3 separate regions of the Homo sapiens genome follow, and regions 2 and 3 are each linked to region 1. Evidence: chromatin loops called from intact Hi-C (ENCODE). Cell type or tissue: A673. All regions are shown on one strand. Each heading gives the region's core, and the rest is flanking DNA. Links, peaks and the distances in the headings are about the cores only.

Region 1 (10,749 bases), core at 2,966-7,965:
GATGATACAAAGTTTACCTCTACCCCAAATCACTATACGAGCAGAGAACAAGAAACCCTGCGGCAAATAAGTGCACCATAAGAGGTTCCTTCCATCAGTTTCCAGGGAGATTCTCCAACGGGATCCAGGAAGAACTGTAAAGAAGGCTTGCTACCAATTGCCACCAGCATTGGGGCAGCTCAGGATTTTCCTTGGAAGCTATGGGGTCATCTATGTCTAAGAAGGGGCTTGGTCCATCCAGGGTGGTAGCAGAGGGCTCTTGGGCTGGGACAACCGCTGAGCTTGCTTCAGACCAGACATCCCCCGAGTTTGCTTCCAGAGAAGCAGTGTTCTTGTGGTTGGCATTTATCTGCCTTGTTCAAGGGACTCAGTCAGTGACCCCCACAGTAGGGTGCTTGACTGAAGCTCAGTCCCTCCAATCCACAAGGAACATATTGTGCTTGGCTCCCTACAAAGGCACATACAGCTTGTGAGTGTCACAAATGCAAGCTGATCACCCTGCTAAAAATAAGGTAAAGGAACTTGAAGCACACCTCTTTACCCTTTAGCTTATTAAGAGATTTAAATTTTCTAGGCAGGATATAACACAAGAAGGAAAAAAAAACTTCTATATGAGCCACCACGTACAGCAGAATTAGATCTGCTGTACAACCAAAGAGAGAGATCCACATGGTGTTTGATTTCTTTCTCTTTGTTTTTCTTTTTAACTATTCAGGGATTATTTTTTTCTTATGACACTCTCAAATGTGGTTAAGGGCTCTGTACAGTAAAGCCAAGATAGCAATGTGCTGATCTGTTTGTTCTTCTTATATTTCTGGGCCTGTAGATAATCCCTAGCCTCGGTTACCCTGGGGTACAACTTCTTATGGCTGGATGAGGCAAAGAGCTTGAAGACACATAAGGGAACTATTCATCCTGGAGGGTGTTCTTTCATTCTTCAATTACAGAAGGACCAAAGGAAGCACTGCCCTGGGGGAGGAAACACTGACTATCAATATATGAAAAGACAGGATTTTCAAAAACTAGTTTGCCCCTGTTGTTCTTTAGAAAAAAGTTATCTGAGTTTCTATTGTCAGAGCCATTCATTCTTAAAATGAGAAGATGGAAATCCAAATGAGACTAAGAATTGAGAAGCCTTACCACTAAGCAGGACATGATGCACAGAACCTAGTACGAGTAAGACCCTGATAAGGGTTAAAGCAAGCCCCCTGTCCCATCCCCGTGCCTGGGCTCTAAAAGAAGATAAAGGTAGTACCCTGCTTTGTAAAGAAAAAAGGTGCCCCTGGCAACTTTAGAGTATTCTACCAAACTGTAATATCTGGACCAATGTTAAAATGGATTTTCCCCAAGTCTGTTTGCAGTCATTGGAACAATATGAGGTAAAGAGAAGCCATCAGCTTGGTTTTGTGAAAAATAAATTGCTATCAGCCTAACCTCATTTGGCTCCACAGTGTAACAGGCAGATGCTAGAAAGCAATAGATGTTATCTCTGGAAACTTCAGTTAGGCTCTGGGGTCTCTTATTACTACCAGCAACCTAAGGAATTGGCCTTTGAATGAGTCATTTCGAGGCCAGTGGCTGAAGAGGAGAGAAAGCCTGGCTTTGGAAATGAAGGAGCAACAGAAGGCAGGAAGAGAAGTGAGGTCAGCTCACTTCCCCCTTGATTCAGGGGTAGGCAAACACCAGACCTAGCTCAAAGTGCACCCAGGAACTCAGGGTGGGAGTGCTGCCTGTGGAAATCAGCAGAATTTCTCTGAGCTCCAGGGAGTAACTCTATTTGGTATCCTTCTGTTTGTCCCCTTTGATTCTATTGCTTTTCACTGCTTCCTCTTTACCAGGTTTTAAAAATGCTCTGCCAAAGTCAATGCTGAGAAAAGAAACAACAACAAAAGTTAATCTGCTTTTGAAACTCTTTTCTAATGTAGAGGAACATATCTCTATTCAGTGCTGGTGGCACCTCACGGTGGCTTTTGTTTCGTCCTGGCAATGAAAACCGTTTTACTTAGTCTTACTTTTCTGAACTTCAGCCTAACTAATGAATGTTTTAAAAATTCTATTCTGAGTTGTAAATGAGTCTTGAGTAAGGTTTGGTAATAAGAAAGGTTAAATAAACTCTTGACTAAGATTAAAAAGTGAGAATACATTTGTACTGTTATTGGTAAACCATAACCTTTGTTAAAGGTTATTAAACTCCTATTGGAAACCTTTGGAACTGCTAAAACGTTATTAAACTCCTATTGGAAACTTTTGCCATTTGTCCTAGTTTGACAGATGTTTGCCTAGTTATCACATTCCCACTGGGAATGGTCCCAGTTCATGCCTATTGTCTGAGCAAAATTATTCATATCTTCACTGCCATAAGGGTCCCAGGCTGGATGACAAATCTTATACTCACCCCAGCCGTAAATCACAAGGAAAGCTTCTTTCCCATCGACCTCCCCTCCCCTAATAACCTTCTACTCCTTTCTAGCCCATTGCTTTTTTTTAGTTATATCATAGATCATTAATAACGTATTATTTATATATATAAATATATATATATCTCCCACTTATATCCAGAAGAAATTAAAATGGCTTGCAATGCATTCACTTGACAAATATTTATAGGAAACCTAAAAGGTCCATGAATACTACCTGAGGATATACCTATGCACGAAGCTGTTCAAATGAAAGTTAAAAGGAAAGGGAGGGTAATAAAAACCACAGAGAGCTGGGTGCAGTGGCATGTACTTGTAGTCCCAGCTACTTGGGAGGTTGAGGCTGGAGGATCACTTGAGCCCAGCAGTTCAGGGCTGTGGTGCACTATGATCACACCTGTGAATAGCCACCACACTCCAGCGTGGATGACACAGTGAAACTCCATCGCCAAAGAAAAACCCATCCACCATATAAAGGAAGAAGATGACTAAGCTAGAGACCATGGACAAAACCATAATTCTAATTCCTCCTATATTTGACTTTGAGCTTCCTAGTAGTAAAACCAAAAATAAATTACAAAATGTATCACATCAATTATATTTCCTGAGGACATGCAGCTTTAACATGAAATATCTTTTTTCTCCTGACACTAAATTCCATGAGAATTTAATTATACATTCGATAAATATGTATTGAGAACCTACTATGTCTCAGGCACTGTTCTAAGTAGGTTTTGGAATACAGAAGTGAACAAAACAGAACAGATAAAAATCCCTACCTCCAGGGAGCTCACGTTCCAGTCGGACAAGACAGACAATAAATAGAATACATCATGGGTCAGAGAGTGTAAGTGCTGTAGAAAAAAAGTAAAGCTGGATGGGAGAAAAGAGAGAGCTCAGAGAGGGGCTGCAGTTTTCATACAGCCTCCTATATACAGTTTCAATACATGGGGTTTAGGAAACCCCCCATTGAGAAGGTGACATTTGAGGAGAGTCGCAGAGGGGAAGAGGCAGCAGTTGTGTGGATATCTAGGGAAGAGTCTTCCAGACAGAAGGAAAAGCAAGTGCCCAGGCCCAGAGATGGGGGCACAGGAGACCAGTGTGGCTTGGCAACATGAATCAGGAACAGATGATGAGGACATCAAGTCAGGGGTGGGGCAGGGAAGGACGGGAAGTGGAGACCTTGGGGATTTTCCTCCCAAGAAGATGGAAAGTCACGGGAAGATTTTGAGTGGAGAAGTGTTAGCACCAGACGCATTTTAAAGGATGGTTCTGGCTGCTATGTTGAGCATGGATGTAGGGGAACAAAGGGCAGAAGCAGAGGGGTCAGTTAGGAAACTTGTGACAGGTCCCAGTCCAGAGAAGGTAATGAGAAACCATTCGATTCTGGACTGTGCTCGAGGCAACAGGGCTTGATAATAGGTTGCACGTGCGGAGAGAGAGAAAGAGGACTCGAGATGGTTGTGGGTTGCTTGGTCTGAGCAGTGGAGCTGCTGTTTACTGAATAACAAAGACTGAAGGAGAAGCAGATCATTGGGGGAAGATCAGGAGTTCAGTTTGGGCCCCATTAGATGTGATATGCCTACAGGACATCCAAGTAGAAATGTCAAGTCGAGCAGGTGGTTAGATATAAATCTGGGGTTCTTGTGAATCCTTACACTAAAAACATGGAATTGTAAGGTGGATGGCTTTAACAGATCTTTTTGCCGAAAGTATAGAAACATTTGTTTTAAGACCATTTTTATATTAGCCTGCAATAAAAATCAAGGGCATACTCTTCAATCATAGCTAAGTAAAGGCATTTCTGGAAGCAGCCAAGCTAGTATAGTAAATGTCCTGAAAGATGTTGCCTTCGGGAATCTAACTTGGAACAAGCGTAGAGCTTACTGAACCTGAAGGAATGGGCAGTTCACATGGACCTCAGGCCTGTCTCTTGCAATTGTGATTTCAAATTTGCCTTTGGCAAGGATGAACTCTTTGTATGCGTTCTCTGGGGTAGATGGTCAAATAGCAGGACCAACTTTTTTTTTATGAAAGCAAAAGAGTCTGATAAATTCTCACCCAGATCAAAGTCCATCTCACCCTTACTTGAAGGCAGGTCACTGGGATACCTGAAAGACCTATCAGAATTTTTCTTTAAAAGGAGCCATGAATTTACTCAGATGTCAGGCAAACCCAAAGCTGAGACCCTAGAATGATCAGCTGGTGTTTAGCAACAATTTGGAATTATTCAAATTAAGATTTGGTGTTTCCCTGGCGAAAGGATGGATCTCAAAAGGTAGCTTACACAGACAGATAAAAGGTAATTCTTTCCCCAGCCAAATAATAAAAGAATCTATAGTTCCTCCAGGCCACATCAGTCTAGAGAAAGAAAAATGTGCAACTGTCGGAAATGTAGCATAATATCAGCAACATAAATGGGGACACTTACATCACTGTTCAGTTTCACCTTGAGAGCATAAAAATCACAACTTTTTAAAATTTTTTGAAAACAGAAATTTAGTCTGTTTTGCTTAGCTTGTATCTATAACACCTCCTAGAACAATGCTACCACAAAGTAGGTGTTCAATAAAATATCGACATAGTAATCAATCTATCAACAAAAAAAAAATTTAAAAACAAAACTTAAGAGCACCATCTTGTGGAAGACCTTATCATGACAACAACCAAGACTCCAGTCACCAGCGAGTGGACATGGAAGTGTCTGTGTGACAGGGATTTAGGTCCAATGGACTGTTGGAAGTGATGGGCTAGGAAAGTTGTCCTGAAGCTGTGTTTGCACAACAAATACACTTTTTAGATTCAGGTGAGGTCGATAAAGATTATAGGGGGCTATAGAAGTTTCCCCAAGCCAGCCCTTGGCATTGCCCCGAGTATAATTGAGAGGTGTAGCTTTCAAAAGTAGTCTTTGACAAGTTTCTCATCCCCATCACCAGCAAAGCTTGTTGTCATAACCCAGCCTCAAATTCTTCCTTTGTGCTCAAGAGATCCTTGGGGTGTGGTCTAAAGAGTTCTTTGGACACTTCATAGGACCTCTGTCTTCCTGTTCCTCCTACATTCCTCCCCATACCCTCTGATACTGGTATGGACTTGGCCTCTCTTCTGTTTTCTCCAACTTTCTCCACATCAGGAGGAGGAGGGGGAAAGTCAGAGATCATCATCTGGTCACCTTCCACTTGCTTAGCTCCTATGGGATCACCAAGCAGAGCAGCCTTGGGTTCTCTGTGTCCCACATCTCTTCCACTGAACTTCCCTTTTTTGGAAGCATTCCCACCCCCCTCCCAAGATCCTGGCACAGGTCACCAAGAAACAATGTTTAAAAACCCACTAACATATACCTGGTAGGTGCAGGGTACTCATGATTCTTCAGGTTTTGTGAACACCTGGAGCTTATACAATTTGATGGACCCTCTTCAAGAAAAATAATATAAAATCATAAGTATGAATTTAGTTGCAAAAGTGAATATTTATTTAGAATGGGAAAAGAAACTGCAGGGATTCCCAAGCAAGTAGGCCAAATAGGAACAGCTCTGGTCTGCAGCTCCCATCAAGACCAACGCAGAAGGTGGGTGATTTCTGCATTTCCAACTGAGATACCTGGTTCATCTCATTGGTTATACAGTGGATGCAGCCCACGGAGGGCAAGCCGAAGCAGGGTGTGGCATCACCTCAACTGGGAAGCACAAGGGGTCAGGGAACTCCCTCCCCTAGCCAAGGGAAGCCCTGAGGGACTGTGCCGTGAGGAACAGTGCATTCTGGCCCAGATACTATGCTTTTCCCACGGTCTTCACAATCCACAGATCAGAAAATTCCCTCAGGTGCCTACACCACCAGGACCCTGGGTTTCAAGCACAAAACTGGGCTGCCGTTTGGAAAGACACCAAGCTAGCTGCAGGAGGTTTTTTTCATAACCCAGTGGCACCTGGAATGCCAGCAAGAGAGAACCATTCACTGCCCTGGAAAGGGGGCTGAAGCCAGGGAGCCAAGTGGTCTAGCTCAGAGGATCCCACCCCCATGGAGCTCAGCAAGCTAAGATCCATTGGCTTGAAATCCTCGCTGCCAGCACAGCAGTCTGAAGTCAACCTGGGATGCTGGAGCTTGGTCGGGGGAGGGGCATCCACTATTACTGAGGCTTGAGTAGGCAGGTTTTCCCCTCAGAATGTAAACAAAGCCACCTTGAAGTTCAGACTGGGAGGAGCCCACCACAGCACCACAAAGCTGCTGTAGCCAAACTTCCTCTCTAGATTCCTCCTCTCTGGGCAGGGCATCTCTGAAAGAAAGGCGGCAGCCCCAGTCAGGGGCTTATAGACAAAACTCTTGTCTTCCTGGGAGAGAGCACCTGGAGGAAGGGGCGGCTGTGGGCGCAGCTGCAGCAAACTTAAACGTTCCTGCCTGCCGGCTCTGAAAAGAGCAGCGGATCTTGCAGCACAGCACTCGAGCTCTGCAAAGGGACAGACTCCCTCCTCAAGTGGGTCCCTGACCCCCATGCCTCCTGACAGGGAGACACCTCCCAGCAGAGGTTGACAGACACCTCACACAGGAGAGCTCCAGCTGCCATCTGGCAGGTGCCTCTCTGGGACGAAGCTTCCAGAGATAGGAGCAAGCAGCAACCTTTGCTGTTCTGCAGCCTCCACTGATAATACCCAGACAAACAGAGCCCAGACTGGACCTCCAGCAAACTCCAGCAGACCTGCAGAGGAGGGGCCTGACTGTTAGAAGCAAAACTAACAAACAGAAAGCAATAGCATCAACATCAACAAAAAGGACATCCACACAAAAACTCAATCCGAAAGTCACCAACAGAGAAGACCAAAGGTAGATAAATCCACAAAGATGAGGAAAAACCAGGGCAAAAATGCTGAAAATTCCAGAAATTAGAATGCTTCTTCTCATCCAAGTTGTGATCCAAGAATCACAACTCCTTGCCAGCCAGGGAACAAAACTGGACAGAGAATGAGTTTGACAAATTGACAGAGGTAGGCTTCAGAAGGTAGGTAATAACAAACTCCTCCGAGCTAAAGAAGCATGTTCTAACCCAATGCAAGGAAGCTAAGAACCTTGATAAAAGTTAGAGGAATTGCTAACTAGAATAACCAGTTTAAAGAAGAACATAAATGATCTGATGGAGCTGAAAAACATACCATGAGAACTTCGTGAAGCATACACAAGTATCAACAGGCAAATCAATCAAGCAGAAGAAATTATATCAGAGATTGAAGATCAACTTAATGAAATAAAGCATGAAGACAAGTTTAGAGAAAAAAGAATGAAAAGGAACAAACAAAGCTTCCAAGAAATATGGGATTATGTGAAAAGTCCAAACCTACGTTTGATTGGTGTCCCTGAAAACGATGGGGAGATTGGAACCAAGTTGGAAAACACACCTTAGGATATTATCTAGGAGAACTTCCCCAACCTAGAAAGACAAGCCAACATTCAAATTCAGGAAACCACAAAGATACTCCTCGAGAAGAGCAACCCCAAGACACCTAATCATCAGATTCACCAAAGTTGAAATGAAGGAAAAAATGTTAAGGACAGCCAGAGAGAAAGGTCAGGTTACCTACAAAGGGAAGCCCATCAGACTAACAGCTGATCTCTCTGCAGAAACCCTACAAGCCAGAAGAGAGTGGGGGCCAATATTCAACATTCTTAAAGAAAATAATTTTCAACCCAGAATTTCATATCCAGCCAAACTAAGCTTCATAAGTGAAGGAAAAATAAGATCCTTCACAGACAAGCAAATGCTGAGGGATTTTGTCACCACCAAGCCTCCCTCACAAGAGCCCCTGAAGGAAGCACTAAATATGGAAAACAAAAACTGGTACCAGCCACTGCACAAACATACCAAAATGTAAAGACTATCAACACTATGAAGAAAATGCATCAAAAAATGGGCAAAATAACCAGCTAGCATCACAATGACAGGATCAGATTCACACATAACAATATTAACCTTAAATGTAAATGGGCTAAATCCTCCAATTTAAAGGCCCAGACTGGCAAATCGGATGAAGAGTCAAGACCCATTGGTGTGCTGTATTCAGGAGACCCATCTCACATTCAAAGAACACACATAGGCTCAAAATAAAGCGATGGAGGAAGATTTACCAAGCAAATGGACAGCAAAAAAAAAAAAAAAAAAAAACAAGGGTTGCAGTCCTAGTCTGTGATAAAACAGATTTTAAACCAACAAAGATCAAAAAAGACAAAGAAGGGCATTCATTACATAATGGTAAAGGGATCAATGCAACAAGAAGAGCTAACTATCTTAAATATATATGCACCAAATACAGGAGCACCCAGATTCACAAAGCAAGTTCTTAGAGACCTACAAAGAGACTTAGACTCCCACACAATAATAGTGGGAGACATTAACACACAACTGTCAATATTAGATCAACCAGACAGAAAATTAACAGAGACATTTAGGACTTAAACTCAGGTCTGGACCAAGCAGACCTAATAGACATCTACAGAACTCTCCACTCCAAATCAACAGAATATGCATTCCTCTCAGCACTACATAGCATTTACTCTAAAATCAACCACATAATTGGAAGCAAAACACTCTGCAGCAAATGCAAAAGAACGGAAATCATAACAAACAGTCTCTCAGACCACAGTGCAATCAAACTAGAACTGAGGATGAAGAAACTCACTCAAAACCGCACAACTGCATGGAAAGTGAACAACCTGCTCCTGAATAACTACTGGATAAATGACAAAATAAGGGCAAAAATAAATAAGTTCTTTGAAACCAATGAGAACAAAGACACAACATACCAAAATCTCTGGGACATAGCTAAAGCAGTGTTTTGAGATAAAATTTAGAGCACTAAATGCCCACAGGAGAAAGCAGGAAAGATCTAACATCGACACCCTAACATCAAAATTAAAAGAATTAGAGAAGCAAGAGCAAACAAATACAAAAGCTAGCAGAAGACAAGAAATAACTAAGATCAGAGCAGAACTGAAGGAGATAGAGATACGAAAAACCCTTCAAAAAAAATCAGTGAATCCAGGAGCTGATTTTTTGAAAAGATTAACAAAATAGATAGACCACTATCCAGACCAGTAAAGAAGAAAAGAAAGAAGAATCAAACGGACACAATAAATGGGAGATCACCACTGATCCCACAGAAATACAAACTACCATCAGAGAATACTATAAACACCTCTACACAAATAAACTAGAAAATCTAGAAGAAATGGATAAATTCCTGGACACATACACCCTCCCAAGACTAAATCAGGAAGAAGTCGAACGCTGGAATAGACCAACAACAGGTTCTGAAATTGAGGCAGTAATTAATAGCCTACCAACCAGAAAAAGCCCAGGACCACATGGATTCACAGCCGAATTCTACCAAAGGTACAAAGATGAGCTGGTACCATTCCTTCTGAAACTATTCCAAACAATAGAAAAGAAAAGCCTCCTCCCTAACACATTTTATGAGGCCAGCATCATCCTGATACCAAAACCTGCCAGAGATACAACAAAAAAAGACAATTTCAGCCCAATATCCCTGATGAACATCAATGTGAAAATCCTCAATAAAATACTGGCAAACCGAATCCAGCAGCACATTAAAAAGCTTATCTACTACAATCAAGTCAGCTTCATCCCTCGGATGCAAGGCTGGTTCAACCTATGCAAGTCAATAAACGTAATCCATCACATAAACAGAACCAATGAAAAAAAACAAATGATTATCTCAATAGATGCAGAAAAGGCCTTCGATAAAATTCAACACCCTTGATGCTAAAAACAATAAACTAGGTATTGATGGAACGTATCTCAAAATAATAAGAGCTATTTGTGACAAATCCACAGCCAATATCATACTGAATGGGCAAAAGCTGGAAGCATTCCCTTTCAAAACCAGCACAAGACAAGTATGCCCTCTCTCACCACTTCTATTCAACATAGTATTGGAAGTTCTGGCCAGGGAAATCAGGCAAGAGAAAGAAATAAAGGGTATTCAAATAGGAAGAGAGGAAGTCAAATTGTCTCTGTTTGCAGATAACACGATTGTAGATCTAGAAAACCCCATTGCCTCAGCCCCAAACTCCTTAATCTCATAGGCAACTTCACCAAAGTCTTAGGATACAAAATCAACGTGCAAAAATCACAAACATTCCTATACACCAATAACAGACAAACAGAGAGCCAAATCATGAGAGAACTCTCACTCACAATTGCTATGGAGAGAATAAAATACCTAGGAATACAACTTACAAGGGATGTGAAGGACCCCTTCATGGAGAACTACAAACCACTACTCAAAGAAATAAGAGAGGACACAAACAAATGGAGAAACATTCCATG
Region 2 (10,749 bases), core at 2,687-7,686, 390 kb before region 1:
GCCAATAAATGCTCAATCTTACTGCAGGGAAATACTGATGAAAATAAAGAGATATGATTACTCACCCATTCGTTTGGCAGAAATGAAGAACATTAATGTTTTCAAGTGGGGGTTTACATTGGTAAAGGAGTTTTGGAGTACAGTTTGGTGTTATTAGAAATAGAAATTATACTTATTTTCAGTCTAGCAATGTAGTCTGAGAAATAATGTCATAGAAAAATACTTGCACTTGAACCAAAGTATATATCAAAATGTTCATATAAGTCTTGTTTTTAACAGCAAAATACTGGAAACAGTTCATCTGTCTTTAAGAAGGAAACTCTTTTAAGTAAGCTACGATAAAGTATGATCATATTAATGAAATGCTTTGCAGACGTTAAAATGAAGATAGTTGAACTCTATGACTTGGAAAGATCTTGTTTATAGGGCAGTGTTGAATGTTAAAGGGAAAAATGTAAAACATTATTTTCATGCATATGACACTAAACTGTTAGCAGTGTTATCACTGGAGTAAGGATGGCTGTAGGAGGAATATAAGGGAAATTTCATATTTTACTCTGTGTATTCAGAATTATTTAAGACTTTAGCAATGAGAATGTATCATAAAGGCAAAGTACAAAATATAGAATGGAATTCAAAAACAAGTGTCTGAAATCAGTTAATGAATTTAGAAAACGTCTCAGACAGCTTGAGGTTAAAAACTGATACACATAAATGATACTAACTCATTGGAAAAAGGTTAAATATAATTAGCATGATGTAACAAGGCAATTCACAAGTATTTATAGTTTTTAATCCTTATACATAAACCTTTTATATATCTATGATTATTTTTATACAATAAATTACTGGAAGTTGCTGATCAACACAGAGAGGGGAACATCACACACCAGGGCCTGTTGTGGGGATGGGGGGTGAGGGGAGGGAGAGCATTAGGACAAGTACTTAATGCATGCAGGGCTTAAAACCTAGATGACAGGTTGATAGGTACATCAACCTGTACCTATAGGTACAAACCACCATGGCACATGTATACCTATGTTACAAACCTGCACATTCAGCACATGTATCCCAGAACTTAAAGTAAAATAAATAAATTTTAAAAAAAGTTGCTGTATTAAAATTAAAGTTATGTATTGATGTTCTTAAGGCTTTTACCCATATTGACAAATAATTTTACAAGATAGATGTACTAGTTTGCATTGCTACTGCCAGAGAATGAGTATGTCCTTTATTTGTACCTTTACCAACAATTAATATTATAATTAGAAAAAATGGCTCCTGAATACATGAAAAAATATGTGTATACTTTCTTCATTTCTTTCTCTTTGTGAATTGCCTTGTAATGTCCTTTACCTGTTCTGTTAATTAGTAAGAATTCTTTATATAGAAAGAATCTTAACCTTTTCTTATGTGTTGCATATATTTTTCTGTTGTATATTCTTAAAAATATCTACCTTGTTAAATATACCTTTCTAATTATACTTGATATTTTTCTGATGACTTAACAATCATTTATGTGAATCAATTTTTATAAGGCAAAATTGTAGTGATAACCTGAAGCTACATGAGAGACATTTTCTAAATTTATTAACTGGCTTCAGACTCTTGTTTTTGAATTCCATCCTGTATTTTGTACTTCCTGTTTTTTCTTTTGTTGTCAAAATACTGTCAGTTGCAATGTGCCTATCTTGTAGTCCATCTCTTACAGGTTAGGAAAATATCTGAGTTTTTATTATATGCGTAAAATAAGCACCTTCAGAATAAAGACCTGAGAGCTTTTCTTCTGAGCAAACTATATTAGTTATATTTACTACATTGACTAGACTTTTTATTTATTTTGTTTTTTTTTTTTTGAGACGAAGTCTTGCTCTGTTGTCAGGCTGGAGTGCAGTGGCACGATGTCAGCTTACTGCAACCTCCGTCTCCCGGGTTCAAGCAATTCTCCTGCCTCTGACTCCTGAGTAGCTGGGACTCTAGGCACGCGCCACCTCGCCCAGCTAATTTTTGTATTTTTAGTAGAGACGGGGTTTCACCGTGTTGGCCAGGATGGTCTCGATTTCTTGACCTGATGATCCGCCCTCCTCGGCCTCCCAAAGTGCTGAGCTTACAGGCGTGAGCCACTGCGCCTGGCTGACTTACACATATATTTTAACTGCTCAGGCCTCTCCCCCTTGGTTGGATAGTTGAAAATTGAGAACTGAAAGCCAGCTTCTTCTTTCTTTTATGTGTTCTGTATTGGTGATATTTCCAGTTGCGAATTTTTAGATTGGCAGTGCCTTACTGATAATACAGTACCGTCAGAAACACTGTTAATCATTCTTCTCAATTAACTACTCTTTCCGTTGTTTTACCTGGGTATTTGGTTATGGAATTTTATTGAATTTAGGAACATAATCAAACCAGAACATTGACTCCTATTATTCACTGATGTAAAGTATCTCAATAGAGTACAAAATAATAACTGGAGATAGCTAGTATTCACTTAATTAAATTCAGTGTCTTCATTTTATCTAGTGAAAACTACTTGCCCTTAATTAAATATTTAGTAATTGCTTTCTGACTGAAAAACATGCTTTAGCCTATTTCATATATTTACTGAGAAATTGTCATTGTACTCCAACATAAGATGAGTAATCAAGCTTAGTCACACAGGTAGTGAATATATATAGTTACCCTCTCAGTCCCCAAGCATGAATGGATAGTTGTCATTCTAATGCATTTGAGCAATATATAACAGTGATGTTCATTTTCTTGGGTTTTAAGCAGTCAAGTAGGACTTCTTATGTTTGTTGTTTTTTTAGTTCTTCATTTTATTTCTTTTCCCAAGGTTAAGATATGATCTAAAGTGCTAGAAGTATATCTTGAGAAGGCACCTCAGTTTGTGGTCAGTCAAGTCCATCGTGGTCAATGAAATTCCCACCTCTAGGCTCCTGGGCATTTATGGCAAATGAGCGTGATGGGTTTGGGTGCTAGTGCCAGCAACTTCTATGTATTTTAATGAAATAGATCTACACACCACTCTTGATTTTTTAACCAATCTTCATAGCTTTTCATCAGAAAATATAAATGGAAATAGAAATATGGCATCAGATCCGTTGAGACGGACAGTTGTGATCTAAGGAAATAGTACAAATCACTTGTAAAGAAAATGTCATAAATCCTTTAAAAATTAGTTTATGTACACATTAGTACTAAAATTACTTTAGTTTTAGATATTAATCATTTGTCTCACAAATTTTAAAACTGAAAAGCCTATGGAAGCAATGTTGCACACGTAATATAACCTCACTTTGTATGATGTATTTTAGTAGCGTATCTTTAGGAAAATCAAGGAGATAATGAGTCGCATCGTATACAGCATGAAATATTGAAGGCTTTGGTATCTTTAAGGCTTAGAAATTCAGCTGAGTGCATTTTGTCTTTTAAAATTCCATCTCCTAACAAAAAACCCAACTTCCAAACAACCCAAAATTGTTTCCAGAAAACCCAGAAACTTCCAAAATATTTGGCTTTTCATGAAGAAATCAACCATGGTGATTTTAATCCTTTATAGAAATGGTATCTATTTCTTTTATCTTTTAGAAGTATGTGATCCTGATGAAAGACTCTGCTATTTAGATTTGTGTAAGAAATTAGTTGAAAAAAGTCTGTATGATTTTTGGCATAGATAATTATGCTAGTTTCTAACAGTAATGCAATTTTATTTTAAAGATTCTGACAATGGAGATATTAATTATGATTATGTTCATGAATTGTCATTGGAAATGAAGCGTCAGAAGATACAGAGGGAATTAATGAAGCTGGAACAAGAAAACATGGAGAAGAGAGAAGAAATTATCATTAAAAAGGAGGTATGCTATTTATTGCAATAAATATGTTAGTACTTAATAGCAGCATTTGTATTGATCAGATAACTCAGCTTCTTGCTACATCTTAAATTATATTAGTATACTGATATATTGATCAACCCACTGTATATGTACTACTCCATATATATTCATTTAATTTTCACATTATTCTATTAGATAAGTAGCAAATATTTATGTTATTGAATAGGTGAGCAAAGCTAAGAGTTTGTTGCCTAGAGTCACCAGCTAATGTAACATGGGGTTTGAATCTGCCTATGTCTGTTTCAGGCCCATGCTATTTCTAGAATGCCTTGTTTCTTTTCTAAAAAGTGAAGATACAGTTAATTTAAATATAATTTATGATTTTTCTGAGGAGATTTTGAAATTTTATGATTTTAATTTACTTTATTGAAACTGGTATATGTTAGGACAGTTATATTGCTTAAAATCATGGATTCAGGAGTCAGACTAATATCAACAGATAGTGGTTATTATAATTTTATTATTTTTATTTTTATTTCAAACTTTTTTTGTAGGGATGAGATCTTTCTCTATTACCCAGGCTGGAGTGCAGTGGCACTCACTGCAGCCTTGAACTCCTGGGCTCAAGGGATCCTCCCATCTCAGCCTCCCTAATAGCTGAGACCATAGGCACCTTCCATGCCTGGCTTTTTTTTTTTTGTATAAGAGATAGGGTTTTTTTTATGTTATCCAGGCTGATCTCAAACTCCTCACCTCAAGCAATCCTTTCACCTCAGCCTCTCGAGAAACTGGGATTACAGGTGTGAACCACTGCACCCGGCAATAATATTTAATTTTAATCTGAAGTTTGGTGTGATTCTAAAATACTGTAAGTCTTGTTGTACCATAAGTGGAGGAATTTCTGAATTGACTTACTGAATTTTTTTAAAGGTTTCACCAGAAGTGGTTAGATCAAAATTGTCCCCGTCACCTTCTCTAAGAAAGTCTAGCAAATCTCCGAAGCGAAAATCAAGCCCGAAGTCGTCTTCAGCTAGCAAGAAAGATAGGAAGACATCTGCAGTATCTTCTCCCCTGTTGGACCAGCAGAGGTCAGTAGGGTGATAAATAGTATCGAGAAAATAGCTTTTTCTGAAGTGATACTAAAAAGAATTAGTAGGTTATAAAAGGGTACTTTTAGTACATTTTATATTTAATGTAAGCTTTTTTGTTCTAAAAAGAAATTTGAAATGTTTCAATTAAAAAGACAATTATAGAGAACAATAAAACAAACATCTGTGTAACATCCACATATGCTTCAGAGCTTTTTATTTTTTAAGAAATAAAAATACAAGATACATTTCCTGTTCCTCTCTTAAATCTGGTGTTTATGATACTTGTGCATGTGTTTATACTTTAACTAATATGTGTTCTGCAATGTATAGTATTGCTTTCATCTATTGTAATAGGGATATATCATAACCTTCTGCACATTGCTTTTTCACTCAACATTTTTTATGTTTATATTGATACATATAACCTTAGTTCATTCATCTTAGTATTTATATTATAAATTTGTCTGCTTTTCTGTGGAACATTTATGTTGTTTCCGATTTTTAAACTGCTACAAATTATACACAAAAAATTTTTGTCTTTCAGTATATATTATCAAGAGATTGAATTCTTTATAACTTAGAATTACTGTAGAAGCCAGTTGAAGAAGTAAAAATAGAAATGATTATATTCAGGGACTAAGAATAAGGAGAAGATACATTTTCATTTAAGGTCACTCTGAACTATTTATATTTTATTTTAATTAAAGTCCATACCCTAATTTTATCTTAAAAAAAATGAACTAAAAATATCTTCTACCTAAGATTTAATCAGTTAACAAGCCCTGTCTATTTGAACCTGTAATGAAACTCATATTTATCTCCCTCCTTCTAGTTCCTAGAAACTAACCCTATTTCAGACTCTACTTAACTTTTTGCCTAGATTATTATATCACTAACTATATTGACTTTATGTAGTTTCTACCCACCACCCACACAGGTGAACATTTTCATTCAGCTACCTCAACCCATTTATTTTGTAGATGCTGTCAGAGAAATCTTAAAAGGACAATTCCAATTAATTTATTATACCATTGAAAAACTCAGTGGTTTTTCATTCTGTAGAATGAAATTCAGATTCCTTAGAATGACATTTACACTTTGGTCTTTTCTTTCTTGTCAGTAGTTTTTGTCCAGCTTCCTCCTATCTACCCCCTTCTATCTCAATTCTTCAATCTCTAGCTCAAATTTTAAGTTTTCCCATTTCTCTTTATGGAACATAAGTTCTGTTCCCTTTAGGTACCTATCAGATTTTGCTTATACCTCCATGTTGATAATAATTGCCTGTTGCATTATATTTCAGCTGTGACTTATGTTTTATAACCTTTATTAAATTTAAGCTCCTTGAAGATTGGGATCTTGGTTATTCATAGTTCTGTCTTCTCATAGTGCCTACTTGACATAGAACTTTGCATTGTAATAAGGCACTTAGTAAAGTTGAGTTGATCCTCTCCCTCATATTGCCTACTTGGCATAGAACTTTGCATTTTAATAAGGCGCTCAGTAAAGTTGAGTTGATCCTATCCTTTGTTCATGCAATTGAGTAAATATTGCAAAGGTATATTGAAGAAGTTGAATGAACAGAGAGTGATACGCTCCACTTCACTTGCTCTTATCCTCTTGGCTAACCAGCTATGTAACTTTCCCTCAATTCTATTCATTTCCCCAATAAACTGCATACTAGAAATACCCTTTCTTCCTTGTCTTATCTGTTCTGTTTATAGAATATTTGAAACTTAATCTTTTCATAGAAAGTTTTGATAACTATTTAGACAAAGGGTTAGTTTCATCTTTTACATACAATCTCTTTTGCTTCTTTATTAGTAACACATCCTATTATAAATATTTGTCATGAATAATCATTCACACTGGTTTAATTACTGTATTTCTTATATTCTACTATGTTGTTGACTTTACGATGCACCGTTAATTTAATAATAAAAGCAAAAGGACCTGGAAAAACAGTATATTAAAAATACAAAGAAAACATTTAATTGAGTATAGCATTTCTTTTCTTTTTTTTTTTTTGGAGTATAACATTTATGCAGTTTACATTTCCTAGAGTGTGTCAAGTAATCATCTTTTAATTTTATTGCTGGATCATACTATCAACTCAGAACATACTAAGCACATGTAAGGATTAGAATTTCAGTTAAAACTCAGTGGAGTATTTTAACCAGTGTCAGCCAACTGAGGTGTGATAATCAGGTAAACAAATTTCTTGGTGGTCTTACTAGGTTATCATATTGAATGGAAAGATATAATTACTGACAAATTAAAACTTACACTTTTCCCTGAAAGCTGGCATTTTTCTTTGTTTGACATTTATTTTGAGATATAGTCTGATAGTAAGATTTGTCCTGATATATGAGATATGGTATAATCTAAAATCATAAATATATTACCTATTCTGTCCATCTGCACTTTTAATCTTAGTTTTTATTAGGTGAATTTTTCTTTATAGCTCTTTGTACAGAGAATATTAAGTATGTCAAAAGCTAATCTAAAACAATAGTTTTGAAGAGAGAGAGAAAAGATTAAAAACTGATAAAAGTAAACAGGTGGGCTCTTTGCCACAAGTCTGAAGTAGGCTCTGTGCCACTGAAACAACAATTAGTTGACTTTTTAAATGTTGAAGATCTTGGTGATTTCAGAATACACAAAACCAGTTTTGGCCTCTTCAGTTGGAAAGCACTGTAACGTAATTGTGTTTTCTAACCACATATAATTTTGATGGTAATGTGAAGAAATGCTGTACTTTAGTAAGTATATTAGAATAGTCCAGATTGTGATTATAGCCAAGTCCCAAAATGTCGGTGGTTTAACACAACAGAAGGTTATTTCTCACGTAAAGTCAAAATGAGTGTTTCTGATTGACAGATGGCTGTCCTATATATGGAGATTGAGTAACCCAGGCTCCTTCTGACCATGATTCCACTTTCTTGGGTTTTCAAGGAAACCAAAGAACGGGATGTACAAAGAAAAACGGAAATTGAGTATTGCAGTTATTTAGCTCTATAGTTTACAATTGCCTGGCATATGAGAGCCCTTTGAAATTTGGGCCTGGAGGTGGTATACATCATTTCCACTCACGTTCCTTTGGCCAGGTCTTGGTCACTTGGCCATGCTTAATTTCAAGAAAGTGTAGATAGTATGGTTTACCACTGTGCTCAGAAGAAAAGTTTGGTAAACCCCCTGCTAGTCTCTGTCACAGGTGATAATGTAAAAATAGTTTGTGTCAAGAATTCCTTTGTTGTTTAATCATGAAATTTTAAAAGATAATTTTGATACAGATGCTAATTATTGATCCGTTTTTATCTTTAAAGTAGAAAAGTATCCAGAAATACAGATATTTATCACATATCTGTTAGGGTGCATAAGAAGATTGAGTCATCTCATGAATATGCAATGAGATATGTGGCTAATATAGTTGTTGGCAGAAGACAAGGATGAAAACTAGATTTAGTCGTCATATTTTAGTAATTTCCTACTTGTTTACATGGTTAACGCTATGAGTGATAATAAGACATAGGGATGAGGACTAAGAGAGCTACATTTTCTCAATGCTATGAGTCAAGTGCTTTTAAAATATTGCCAGCAATTTTGAGGTAGATACTATCTCATATATATATATGGCTAAGAACTCTTGGGACTTGAGAATTCTGAGAATTCAGCATGATAGGAAATAAGTTCTAGGATTTTAGGCTTAGGTCTTCATTTATAAATATCAGTAGATAGTGAGATTAGTAGATAGTGAAAACTCACCAGATGTATGAAAAGGGTTACTTGCAAACCTAGTACCAGACTGAACACTCTGAGCAGATGGCTTACACAGAAACGTTAATACAGTAAACAGGAACAAACTTAAATTATAAATTCATTTATAAGTTTAGTGCAATTTGTGAGGATATTGTATTTAGAAGACAAAAGCAGTTGATTATGGGAAAAAAACTGTGAACAACTATATTTTTATTTTATTTTATTTTATTTTATATTTTTGCAGGAGACTGGAGTTTTATTAATCAATCTCCCTGAGCATTTGGGGATCAGAGTTTTAGAGGACAACTTGGTGGCGGGGCAGCAGGGAGACTGGGGGAAGCCAGTAAGCCAGGAGTGCTGACTGGTCAAGTCAGAGATGAAATCCGAGGGAGTCGAAGCTGTCTTCTTGTGCTGAGTCAGTTCCTTGGTGGGGGCTACAAGATCAGATGAGCCAGTTTATCGATCTGGTTGGTGCCAGGTTGAACAACTTTTTTTTTTTTTTTTGGGACAGAGTCCCACTCTGTCACCCAGGCTGGTGTGCAGTCAGCTCACTGCAACATCTGCCTCCTGGGTTCAAGCGGTTCTTCTGCCTCAGCCTCCTGAGTAGCTGGGATTACAGGCGTGCGCCACCACACCTGGCTAATTTTTGTATTTTTAGTAGAGGCGGGGTTTCACCATGTTGGTCATGCTGGTCTCGAACTCCTGACCGCCTCACGATCCGCCCACCTTGGCCTTTCAAAGTGCTGGGATTACAGGTATGAGCCACGTCGCCCAGCCTGAACAACAATATTTTAAAAGAGAAAAGAGTTCAAATGGAAAATCATAGAATAGGACAGATGCAGTGGTCTGAGGTGGACAGATCACTTGAGCCCAAGAGTTTGAGACCAGCCTGGATAACGTGATAAAACCCTGTCTCTACAAAAATATGAAATTTAGCCAGTTGTGGTGGTATGCACCTATACTCCTAGCTACTCAGAGGGCTGAGGCATGGGGATCACTGGAGCCCTGGGGGTCGAGGCTGCAGTGAGCCATGATTGTGCCACTGCACTCCAGCCTGGGCAACAGAGCGAGACACTGTCTCCAAAAAAAAGAAGAAATCAAAAAATAGCAGAACAACGAGATTGCCAAATTTAGAATTAGCAAAATGAGTACTACTTTAAAAATTACTGAATATAAAGACAGATTTAAGATCCTGGAAAAGCAGGAAAAATGGAAATGACAGAGACATCTAACATGGAGGAGAGATCCAAGAGATACAGTAACTGTGTAATAAAGAGAACTGCAGAGACTTGGGTCATAAGGAAAAGTTTTGAAATGAAAATAGAAGAAATTGAGTAAAAAGTTTGAAGTTTCAGATTGAAACAGTCCATTTAGTGCTGGAAAAGATTTTTTGAAAATACCTGGATTTAGTGAAAATCTTTTTCCAGTGAGTAATTTTCAAGGGATAATGTTCATAAGCATGCCAACAGAAAAACCAGCTTACCTGAATAGTAAAAAATTTGATTTTCTTTGGACTTCTGACCTGCAACGTTAAATGTTACAAAATATTTTAACTAGAGCTCTGAGGTAAAAGGATTTTGACATGAAAATGCTATATTCAATTAAACTATTGTTAAAGTAAGAGGCAAAGACAGCCAGTTTTGAATGTGTATGGGATCAAAGTTATACTATTTACTTAAAATTACTTAAATTGCCAAAAAGAGGCACTTAAAGAACAAAATTTGTACCCCAAAATCAATTACAAGTAGATTAAAGACAAATGTGAAAGGCAAAATTACAAAATTTTAGGAGACCATCTTTGTGACCTCAGAGTTGGTAAAAATTTCTTAAATAAGATTGAGAAATTTATGATGAATATATACTGACAGTGGTTGATATTTCATTTGTAGATGATGTAATTGTGTTTTTTGAATAATGATGAAAACCTGGAAGCCACCTGAAAAACTATGAAATTGTTTTAGAAAGTTTTGGAGCATCTATTCAGGGAAATTCTATACAGTCAATAAAAATGATTACCTAAATCTGCTTTTTTAAAAAAAATTTTATTTTGAGTTAGAGTCTTACTCTGT
Region 3 (10,749 bases), core at 3,446-8,445, 540 kb before region 1:
TTGTTCTTGAGATGTTTGGAAGTTGTATAATTTCCCCTCTGGAAATGTACTGAAATTTATTGAGGCAGAGCTAGGAACTTGAGTCCTGAGTGTCCGGTTTGACTTTAACTACTGAATCAAGTTGCAGGAAAAGTGGGGCACATTCAAAAGAGTCCCTTGGCAAGGTGATACCAGGTCACAGATGCCTCCCTGATCCTGGCAGGTTATATGATTCAGCATCAGTATATTGAATCAAAATACTGACTAGCCCAGCACTACCATCTTTCAGAAATGATTCCACCCCTTGAGCATCTCTCTCTAGACAGGTCACCTTTTCTAGCCTTTCTGCTTTTAATTATCAGTTATGAAACTCCCCAGAGAAAATTCCATTTACATTTTTACATTTACTTTAGAGGATGTTTTTTCTTCTGTAAATTCTGCAGCACTGTGTTCAAGAGTAAACTCCCACAAATTGTTTCTATATTCAGACTTTAGAGAACTTAAGTTCAGGTACTTTTATGATAACTCATCCTCAGAAATTCCCTTCGCTACTGACTTGGGAAATACCAGCACCCTTTAAGCAGAAACTCAAAACTCACTGATTTAAGAAATGAACAGGCTTTGTGGCTTTTGCAGTTTGAGGTGGGGCTTTTTTTTTCTTAAGGTTTTAAAAATAATATAATTTTTTAAAATGAACAACCAATGCTTTTTTTTTGGCCAACGTCTTGAGATTCTACAACTATTGATTTAATAAATTTAAGTGCTCTCACATGCACTCACACAAAAAACTAGCAGCCCAGACGTGACCTTGATGAATGAGTTGTCTTTTTATAATAGATTTTTGATTTGGGCAGTAATTCAGAAGGGGATTTCCCAGATTGACCACGGATTTGCAGAAGACCTGAAAATGGTTTGTGGCAGGGCATATTTAGATGATGTAGTCATTAAAAAGGGCCACACTCAATGCAGGAGCAGTCGGGCAGAGCTGAAGAAACCACTCACTTATACCTTGGAAGATACATGCTTTCTTTAGCCCCTCCTTTTAAGCTCCAGATGCCTCAGCATGCCCATTACTGCAGCAGTATCTGTATAGTTTGCTGCCTATATGGTGCCAGTAATTTGCAAACTAAAGCCATCACCAACTAATCTTACTTATATTACTTATTAATCTTATAATATTATCATAACCCATATTTTCAAATATGCGTGAATTAAAATGGGTGCATTTTTGTTTTTTTTTTGTTTTTGAAATGGGGTCTCGCTCTGTCACCCAGGTTGGAGTGCAGTGGCATGATCTCAGTTCACTGCAACCTCCGCTTCCTGGGTTCAAGTGATCCTCCCACCTCAGCCTCCCGAGTAGCTGGGATCACAGGCATGCACCACCACACCTAGATAATTTTTGTATTTTTGGTAGAGATGGGGTTTCACCATGTTGCCCAGGCTGGTCTCGAACACCTAAGCTCAAAGCAATCCGTGCACCTCGGCCTCCCAACATGTTGGGATCACAGGCATGAGCCACTGCACCTGGCTCAATGTCTTTCTTAAAAATGATCTGGTCTGCCTGTTTTTACACTAATTATGTCCTCTTCCTGCTGCTTTGCTTTGTGAAATTACTGCCCTTTGCACATTCAGTTTAATTACTTAAAGGTCTCTGCTCAGTTATGGACCTTAGGGGCCCTTTTAATGGTAACTCCATCCTTTTCCTGCTCTGCTCATCAGCACCTGCATTTACAAGCTCCAGCCTGGCATTGCCTTGAGAATTTGTACATGGATAAAACATTTCTTCTCATTAGAACTTCAGTTTCCTTATTTATAAAATGAGGACATTGTAATAAATTATTTATGAGGTTCCTTCTGTCTCCAAAAGTTAGGTTGTGTTTCCAGGATATGCTGCTCATGCTGATGGTAAAAGGGACTCTCTCCAGATATCTATTCATGTTTCTGCCCAACAACAACAAACAGTATCACAGCAATGTCAGTTGCTGATTATCCCTTCTCCACTTTACCTTTTAAACTAAGTTAATCCACTTCTCTTTTGCATTTGCTGTTAAATCACTGAAGCATTTTGGATTTTTTAAATTTAAAGGTGTTCTTGCTGTTTGACTTCTCTGAGTTTATCCTCTCCACTCATAAATCTCGTAGAAAAATATTGTTACAGATGCTCAAGGCTTTTCATCTTGACCTACCTGCTGTGGTTTAAAAATAATATGATTTTAAAATACATGTACTTTCTATGTCTTTTAAATGAATGGGCCACTGCAATTTTTATGGTAAAAAAAATTTCCCATTATACCATGATCTTTAGATATTTTTTAGATTTTCTTTTTTTACCCAACACTGTAATTGTTTTGTTTCTTCATTGGCCCTACTTGTGACACTTAGAATGTAGTCTTGTTCTCTGCTTCTACTTATATTTATCGCTAGCTGCTGATAGCGCTCTAAAATCTAACATTCTTGTGTCAAGGGATAAGGCCAGGTTTAGAGTCAGAGATCTTGTTTGTCCTCCTTACCTTTGACATTGTTCCATGCTTTCAGGATAACTAACTGGGTCAATATAGACGTGCTTACCTAAAATGAAGAATAGCACCTGGCTTATAGTAGGCATTCATAAAATATTTGTTAAATGAATGAATGTATCTTATAATCCCATAAACACCTATGAACCAAGAGGTCTTAAGACATTTAAAAACATGAAGGGCTGGACAGCCGGAGAGCTGGAGAGCCTTCTATTCATGCATATGTGGATATGGTAGAGGGTATAGAAGAGACCTAAGCCAAGTTAGTCACAAGGATTTAGCAAAGTATATTAATACAAAGTTCTATACTAATTCCTTAAAACAGAAGCCTTGATTTCTGAGCACAGGAAAGCAAAAGCTTTCTACTAGAATGACTGGACAAGCTCACTATATTGTAGTTTTAAAAATCTCCCATGGGGCTATCCATAGTCCATATACTTAATAACTCATTGTTTTTTTTTTTTTTTTTTTAATTGATCATTCTTGGGTGTTTCTCGCAGAGGGGGATTTGGCAGGGTCACAGGACAATAGTGGAGGGAAGGTCAGCAGATAAACAAGTGAACAAAGGTGTCTGGTTTTCCTAGGCAGAGGACCCTGCGGCCTTCCGCAGTGTTTGTGTCCCTGGGTACTTGAGATTAGGGAGTGGTGATGACTCTTAACGAGCATGCTGCCTTCAAGCATCTGTTTAACAAAGCACATCTGGCACCGCCCTTAATCCATTTAACCCTGAGTGGACACAGCACATGTTTCAGAGAGCACGGGGTTGGGGGTAAGGTTATAGATTAACAGCATCCCAAGGCAGAAGAATTTTTCTTAATACAGAACAAAATGGAGCCTCCTATGTCTACTTCTTTCTACACAGACACAGCAACAATCTGATTTCTCTATCTTTTCCCCACATTTCCCCCTTTTCTGTTCCACAAAACCGCCATTGTCATCCTGGCCCGTTCTCAATGAGCTGTTGGGTACACCTCCCAGACGGGGTGGCGGCCGGGCAGAGGGGCTCCTCACTTCTCAGAAGGGGCGGCAGGGCAGAGGCGCCCCCCACCTCCCTCCCGGACGGGGCGGCTGGCCGGGCGGGGGCTGCCCCCCACCTCCCTCCCCGACGGGGCGGCTGCCGGCTGGAGACGCTCCTCACTTCCCAGACGGGGTGGCTGCCAGGCGGAGGGGCGCCTCACTTTTCAGACAGGGCGGCTGCCGGGCGGAGGGGCTCCTCACTTCTCAGACGGGGCAGCCGTGCAGAGACGCTCCTCACCTCCCAGACGGGGTCGCGGCCGGGCAGAGGCGCTCCTCACATCCCAGACGGGGCGGCGGGGCAGAGGCGCTCCCCACATCTCAGACGATGGGCGGCCAGGCAGAGACGCTCCTCACTTCCCGGAAGGGGTGGCGGCTGGGCAGAGGCTGCAATCTCGGCACTTTGGGAGGCCAAGGCAGGCGGCTGGGAGGTGGAGGTTGTAGCTAGCCGAGATCACGCCACTGCACTCCAGCCTGGGCAACATTGAGCACTGAGTGAACGAGACTCCGCCTGCAATCCCAGCACCTCCGGAGGCCGAGGCTGGCAGATCACTCACGGTTAGGAGCTGGAGACCAGCCCGGCCAACACAGCGAAACCCCGTCTCCACCAAAAAAATACGAAAACGAGTCAGGCCTGGAGGCGCGCGCCTGCAATCGCAGGCACTTGGCAGGCTGAGGCAGGAGAATCAGGCAGGGAGGTTGCAGTGAGCCCATACGGCAGCAGTACAGTCCAGCTTCTGCTCGGCATCAGAGGGAGAACGTGGAAAGAGAGGGAGAGGGAGACCGTGGGTTGAGGGAGACGGGAGAGGGAGGGGGAGGGGGAGGGAGGGGGAGGGGGAGGGAGAGGGAGAACTCATTGTTTAGTGAATAAATGGATGGATGGGATGTGTGTCTAACAGGAACATGAAGGCAGAGAACCCGAGTAGACAGCCTGGGAGAGGAGAAAAGACTTGGGGATTGGAGTTTTGGCTGCTTCTCCACCCAGCTGAGTGATTTGAGATCTGTATCTTAACTTCTCTGAGATACTGTTTTCTGATCTATACAATGAGAATATACATACCTATGCCATCAGCCTATATTGAAGGACATTGTAAGAAACACAAAACCTGTGTTTACCCCATCCCACAAATGGCCTCTTCTTAAAGCCTGTGTGAAGATTTTGCTGTCAGACATCAGATCTGCTGCCCTAAGAAAATTGGTTTGTCTCATAGATAGTGAATTGTATAACCGATGATACTTTCCTTTTTGCCTTAGCTTCTAGAGAACTTGGAGATAGATTTTCAGCCTACTTGTAGCAAAACATGCGGGGTCTTAGGCATGTATTTTAAGTATTAGAGTTCCTCCCGACCATCATCTTATTTCAGTTACGCTTTCTTTCTTATCAATTACATCATTTAGTTGGTTTAACTCTTGGGTTTGGATATATCTTTGTAACTTAGCTCAAATTATTTTTGGAAAAAGGCATTCTGAAAAAGAAAGAGAGGAAGGAAGGAAGGTAGGAAACAAGGAAGGAAGAAGGAAAGAAAAAAGGACGAGAGGGAGGGAGAGAGAGAGATGACAAGAAAGCCAGATAGCCAGTGCCTGTCTCTTAGGGTTATTGTGATGTGTTAGTGAGATTGTATTTTTAATACAATTAACCCCTCGACAGTTTCTGTCATCCTTTAAAAGATCCAATGTACCAATACTTTCTTAGATATGTAAGACAATAATAAAATAAAATTTTTATTGATATCAAAAATATATTTTTAATGAATACATTTAAATTTAAATGAAGACATATATAATTCTATGATTTTCAAATCATGCTCCCTGGAGTTCCCACAGATGAAGGTGACAAGGAGATAAGATAGCAGGGGCAGGGGTACATTTGGGTTTTTTCAACCAAAGACTCTCAGAGTTGTTATTTTTATTTGTTTGCTTACATGTAAGGTTTACATGTAAGGTTTCTGTCAACAAAGGGTTGCTTGGTGGAACAAAAGTTTGAAACCACTGATATATGTATGTGGCAGGATGGTAATTTGTTGGATAATGGATATGGATTTGCAAAATTGAGTGTAATGCATTTTTGGCCTACAGGTTTTGATGTTAATTAAGACTGTTTTCTGTTTGGTGTGGTTGTTGGTGGCCATCAAGAACAAATACAGCACTATAGAATAATATGAAAATATAAAAAAGAAATCTACTGAAAACAACATCCTGTCACAAATTTTTTTTTAAATCGATAACTTCCCTGAACTATCCAAAATATAACTATGCTTAGAAACACCCCAACCCCCACACTCCCACTCCACTTATCCCCTCTGCACCAGTAAGTTCAACAAACTTCAGTGGGTCTCCGATTTGAAACATGCTGGTGTGGATTAGCTAGGGGCATGGAGATTATCATCCATTTTCTGTTTTATTTTCTTCTCACCCACTAGAGGGCAGCAGTGATGCACAGGAAAAGGGAAATTACTCAAGCACTGTTTCTCAGCAAGACTGTCGCTTTTCTGAGAAGAAAACACCTAGAAAGCGCCTCAGATTCCCATAGCTGAATTATGAGAGGGTCAGCTTCCCTTTGTTCATCCCTAAATAATATGGAGAATTTTGATTAACTTCCTTTGAAGTTATAAACTGTATCTGTTGGCTTGGTCAAATACTAATTTTAAATATGAACACGAAGATACCTCTTAAAAAAGACATTTATGTAAAAGTGAAGTGTTTTAGTTGCTTATTGCTGGGTAACTACTCTAAAACGTAGTGACTTAAGACATCACTCGTTTTGTCTTCTCTGTTCTTTTGGTTGACTGAGCACAGCTGGGCGATTCTTCTGCTTAATGTGATGTTGGCTGGGAATGTGGTCATCTAGGAGCTCAAATGGGCCAGAAAGCCCAAAATGGCCCTCTCAGGTTGCTGGCATTGATGCTGGCTGTCAGATGGGATCTCAGCAGGTTTGTTAACCAGTGCACCCAGTTCTCCTTCATTGGCTTCTTTATTTATGTGGCTTAAATGTCTCATGTCATGGAAATTGGGTACCAAGAGGGAGCATCCTAAGAATGAGCATTCCAAAAAGAAGGAAGCAGAAGTTTCCAGCCCCAGACATCATTTCTACCACCCTCTAATGGTCAAAGCAGTTAAAAAACCAGCCCAGATTCTAGGGGAGGGAAATAAGCTCTACCTCTTGATGTGAGGAGCAGTCTGTATAGACCGAGAGGGAAGAAATTGTTGAGAGCCATCTTTGGAGACCACCACATGGAGGATTGAGAAAAAGCGTATTTCTGACTTACATTTTGGAAAGATAGTTCTAAATCATGGGGGATGCAGAAGAATATTTCTTCATGTAATAAATGGGAATTGCTTCTTAATGTGGTATTTTAAGAATTCAAATGCACAAAAGTTATCCCTTATGTTCTTCTTCTCTCCAGATCTGTTACCTAAAGCAATAAAAAATGGCCAGAGGATCAGTGTCCGATGAGGAAATGATGGAGCTCAGAGAAGCTTTTGCCAAAGTTGGTGAGTAGACCTGGTACCCCAAATTGCATCATTCTCTTCTTCACTGAGTAGCTTCAGGGTAGATTCAATGAAATGGGAACATGAGCAAAATTTCAGAGATGACAAGAAACCAGTAGTATTTGTTTAGAGGAGCTGGGAGAACTTATTTTTGAAAAATATGCTTCAATAAAATGACTTTCTCTATCAAAACATGGAATATGGACTCTACTCTTACATAGTTTGTTCCTGGAAATGGTTTGTAAGTCTCATCTTTTATATCTTGTCTTCTGTTTTGCTGTTTCCTTGATTTTAATACCATCACATACTTTCTCTTACTCTTTATCACTAAACCTGTGGTTTCCTTAAGAGTTTCTATAAGAGTTCTTTGTGGAAACAGAGGTACCTTATAGAAATTATGACTCTTTTACTGTGGATGTTGAAAGTAATGCTGGTGCCCCTATTCAGTAGCAACAGTCATCTTGTGAGATTCTGACTCTTCCCTGGGATCATGCCTTAATGTCTGAATGATAGCCTCTCTCGTCCCTTCACCTTCCATCTAGTCTTCCCTCACCTCTCTAAAAGCTGTTGCCTGAATCGTCCTGAAGCTTCAGTATATTGTGTACATTACAGATACTGATGGCAATGGATACATCAGCTTCAATGAGTTGAATGACTTGTTCAAGGCTGCTTGCTTGCCTTTGCCTGGGTATAGAGTACGAGAAATTACAGAAAACCTGATGGCTACAGGTGATCTGGACCAAGATGGAAGGATCAGCTTTGATGAGTTTATCAAGGTGAGTACCATGCAGAATACAAGGAGACACATTTGAAACTTGGAACTTGAATTCTGTTTTAAAAAATATCCAGAAAGACATTCCTTACCTCCTTGCTTCGACATTACATATTCTTTCCTTTGTGATTTTCTTGATCACTGCTTGAGTTTCTAAAGATACATTATATTTTTGCAGATTTTCCATGGCCTAAAAAGCACAGATGTTGCCAAGACCTTTAGAAAAGCAATCAATAAGAAGGAAGGGATTTGTGCAATCGGTGGTACTTCAGAGCAGTCTAGCGTTGGCACCCAACACTCCTATTCAGGTAGGCTCAACTCCTGGGTTGGAGCAGGATTTCAGGATTACAGATTCTAAACTTGGTATTCAAACCTAAGGGATGTAAACAAAGACAGAAGCAAACACAGCTTTATGGATGACTCCCAATTTTCCTGTGACTAAGTGGGTCAGTTCTGGGTACATAATATAGGAGCAGTCCTAGCTCTGGGTAGGGTCCAATACAAAATGATTTGATCAGCATTTAAACAATCATTAAAGGCTGCCCAGATTCCTTTCTAAATCTTATGGACAAAATTAGCTACTCAAGCTTCTATCTTTAAACTTCATGATAATTTTTAACACCTGCTAAGTGATCAAAAAATTATGTTTTCATTGATTTGGAATAAATTTGTAAATTTATTCCGAAGGCTGCCATCCAACAGCCATAATGGAAACTTCCAACAGGCCAAACAGTATAGTTGTTGCAACATTTCCAAAACTGAATTATTCAAAACGTTAGTTGATCTTAAAGATAAACTCATGAGGCCGGGCACAGTGGCTCACGCGTGTAATCCCAGCACTTTGGGAGGCCAAGGCGGGTGGATCACCTGAGGTCAGGAGTTAAAGACTAGCCTGGGCAACATGGTGAAACCCCGTTCTACTGGGTGCAGTGGCGCATGCCTGTAATCTCATCGACTCGGGAAGCTGAGACAGGAGAATCGCTTGAGCCCAGGAGGCAGAGGTTGCAGTGAGCCGAGATTGCACCATTGCACTCCAGCCTGGCGACAGAACAAGACTCTGTCTCAAAAAAAAAAAAAAAAAAAAAAAAGATAAGTCATGATTAAATACCATCTATAGTTGCTAAGACAACGTTTGGCCTTTTGTTTTTAAATACAGGAATTTTCAGAACCTTTGCTGGGTCAAATGTGCAATGTGAATCTTTAAGGCGGAGATACATTCACTACACAGTATTTCCCAAACTTTTATGACTCAGGATTTCTCTGAGGGACACTACTGTTTTCAAAAACTGTCAGTTTGGGAAACATAGTGCTAGGCTGTGAAGACATAACTTGAGTTTTTATTAAAACATCTAAAAATCACCTTCTGGCAGCTTTACTGTTAGGAAAAAAAGATTATATCCAAATGATTTTATTTTATAGCAATTTAATTATAATTGTATCAAGAAACTCAGAGGTACAATAAGGATTGTCCACAGTGATCCAACATTTAAACCAGCAGAGCTAAAAGCGGAATCCTGAGTTTTGTCCTGTAAGCATTATACCACATTTGTATTTATATGTGTATATATATATGTATACATGCACATATAAATAAAATATTTTTATTATTTATGTATTTATATATAGAAAATAAACATATGTATATATTTGCTTCTAAATGTAAATATATATCTGGATTATGCGTATATATAGGAACAGAGAGATAGTTTTGGCCGGGCGCGGTGGCTCACACCTGCAATCCCAGCACTTTGGGAGGCTGAGGTGGGCAGATCACGAGGTCAGGAAATCGAGACCATCCTGGCTAACACGATGAAACCCCGTCTCTACTAAAAATACAAAAAATTAGCTGGGTGTTGTGGCGGGCGCCTGTAGTCCCAGCTACGGGGGAGGCTGAGGCAGGAGAATGGCGTGAACCAGGAGGCAGAGCTTGCAGTGAGCCGAGATCGCGCCACTGCACTCCAGCCTGGGTGACACTGTGAGACTCCATCTCAAAAAAAAAAAAAAGAAAAGAAAAGAAACAGAGAGATAGTTTTTAAATCTGTTTGCTCTATGTTTTATGACTTGGAGTACACAGACTCAATGCCTATTTCCCAAGTGATCTGAGATTTTTAAATCTTAATAAATATGAGATGATAAGATAATGGACTGAATAAACTCACATCTCTCTGCTGGGAATGAGAATTTAAGATCCACATGCATAATTTTGTTTATAATAGAGTTTCACTTTGCAAATGAGTCACTTTAATCATTTACTTGCAGAGGAAGAAAAGTATGCCTTTGTCAACTGGATAAACAAAGCCCTGGAAAATGATCCTGATTGTCGGCATGTCATCCCAATGAACCCAAACACGAATGATCTCTTTAATGCTGTTGGAGATGGCATTGTCCTTTGGTAAATAATACTTCTTTCTTGGTTTCCAAAGAATTGCCCATTTTCTAGACCATCAACAATTAATCGTTATTTATCGTAGGCCAACTTTGTTTGGTGCTCAGCTGCACCTAGAAGGCTTTTCTGGACTTTCACTTGGCCAGGTCCAGGACAGCAAACTAAATTCAAAAACAATTTATAATGAGAAATGTAAAATTGCTATTGCTTGAGTGGAGAGGAGGGATAAACATTATAGAGATAAACATGGAAGATATAGTTATACCAAGTCAAAAGCATTAGATGTCTAATCAATGTATTAGATAATTAAGTGGGGGAAACTTATAAAATACTGATTAAATAATGACTATAGAAGGACATTAAAAAGTTTATCTGATGACAAGTTTAAAGTATAAAGTTGGATCAGGCATCAAGCGGAAATGTAGACATTATGTAAGCTCAGAAGTACATAGATAGTCTCTTCTATAATGAGGACAATTTTCCTGGTTATATATTTTTGGAATATATGCTGCTTGGCTTCATCTGAGCGTGGCTCACCATGAAAGCAGATAGAATTGATAATAGCAGCAGGATGATGGAAGAAGTCCTTAAAC

What was found. Hi-C counts contacts between places; a loop is a spot of excess contacts. Peaks named below come from ENCODE experiments on the same cell type or tissue, not always from the same donor. Only the 100,000 strongest peaks of a DNase experiment are listed, where the experiment ranks them.
Region 2: it touches region 1 in a loop (3-fold over the local background); 5 of 110 quality-filtered maps call a loop at or near these places.
Region 3: it touches region 1 in a loop (2.6-fold over the local background); 8 of 110 quality-filtered maps call a loop at or near these places.

The regions. Positions count from the first base shown.
Region 1 is chr13:45,618,005-45,628,753 of GRCh38, reverse strand. No RefSeq gene overlaps it. Among named protein-coding and RNA genes, the nearest start is that of ERICH6B, 7.6 kb to the right of the region's middle. In A673, for the core only: CTCF peaks have their summits at 4,864 and 5,068 (motif pointing left); a DNase peak (open chromatin) is centred at 5,053; H3K27ac peaks cover 364 bases.
Region 2 is chr13:46,004,520-46,015,268 of GRCh38, reverse strand. ZC3H13 (zinc finger CCCH-type containing 13) reads left to right here. Exons shown (of 19, transcript NM_001330564.2): 6 at 3,715-3,854; 7 at 4,764-4,921. Among named protein-coding and RNA genes, the nearest start is that of ZC3H13, 43 kb to the left of the region's middle. In A673, for the core only: a CTCF peak has its summit at 4,910 (motif pointing right); a DNase peak (open chromatin) is centred at 4,908; H3K27ac peaks cover 3,478 bases.
Region 3 is chr13:46,155,851-46,166,599 of GRCh38, reverse strand. It overlaps LCP1 (lymphocyte cytosolic protein 1), which reads left to right. Exons shown (of 16, transcript NM_002298.5): 2 at 6,914-7,001; 3 at 7,611-7,774; 4 at 7,949-8,078; 5 at 10,030-10,162. The coding sequence starts at 6,938. Among named protein-coding and RNA genes, the nearest start is that of LCP1, 21 kb to the left of the region's middle. In A673, for the core only: CTCF peaks have their summits at 5,732 and 5,932 (motif pointing right); a DNase peak (open chromatin) is centred at 5,939; H3K27ac peaks cover 1,428 bases.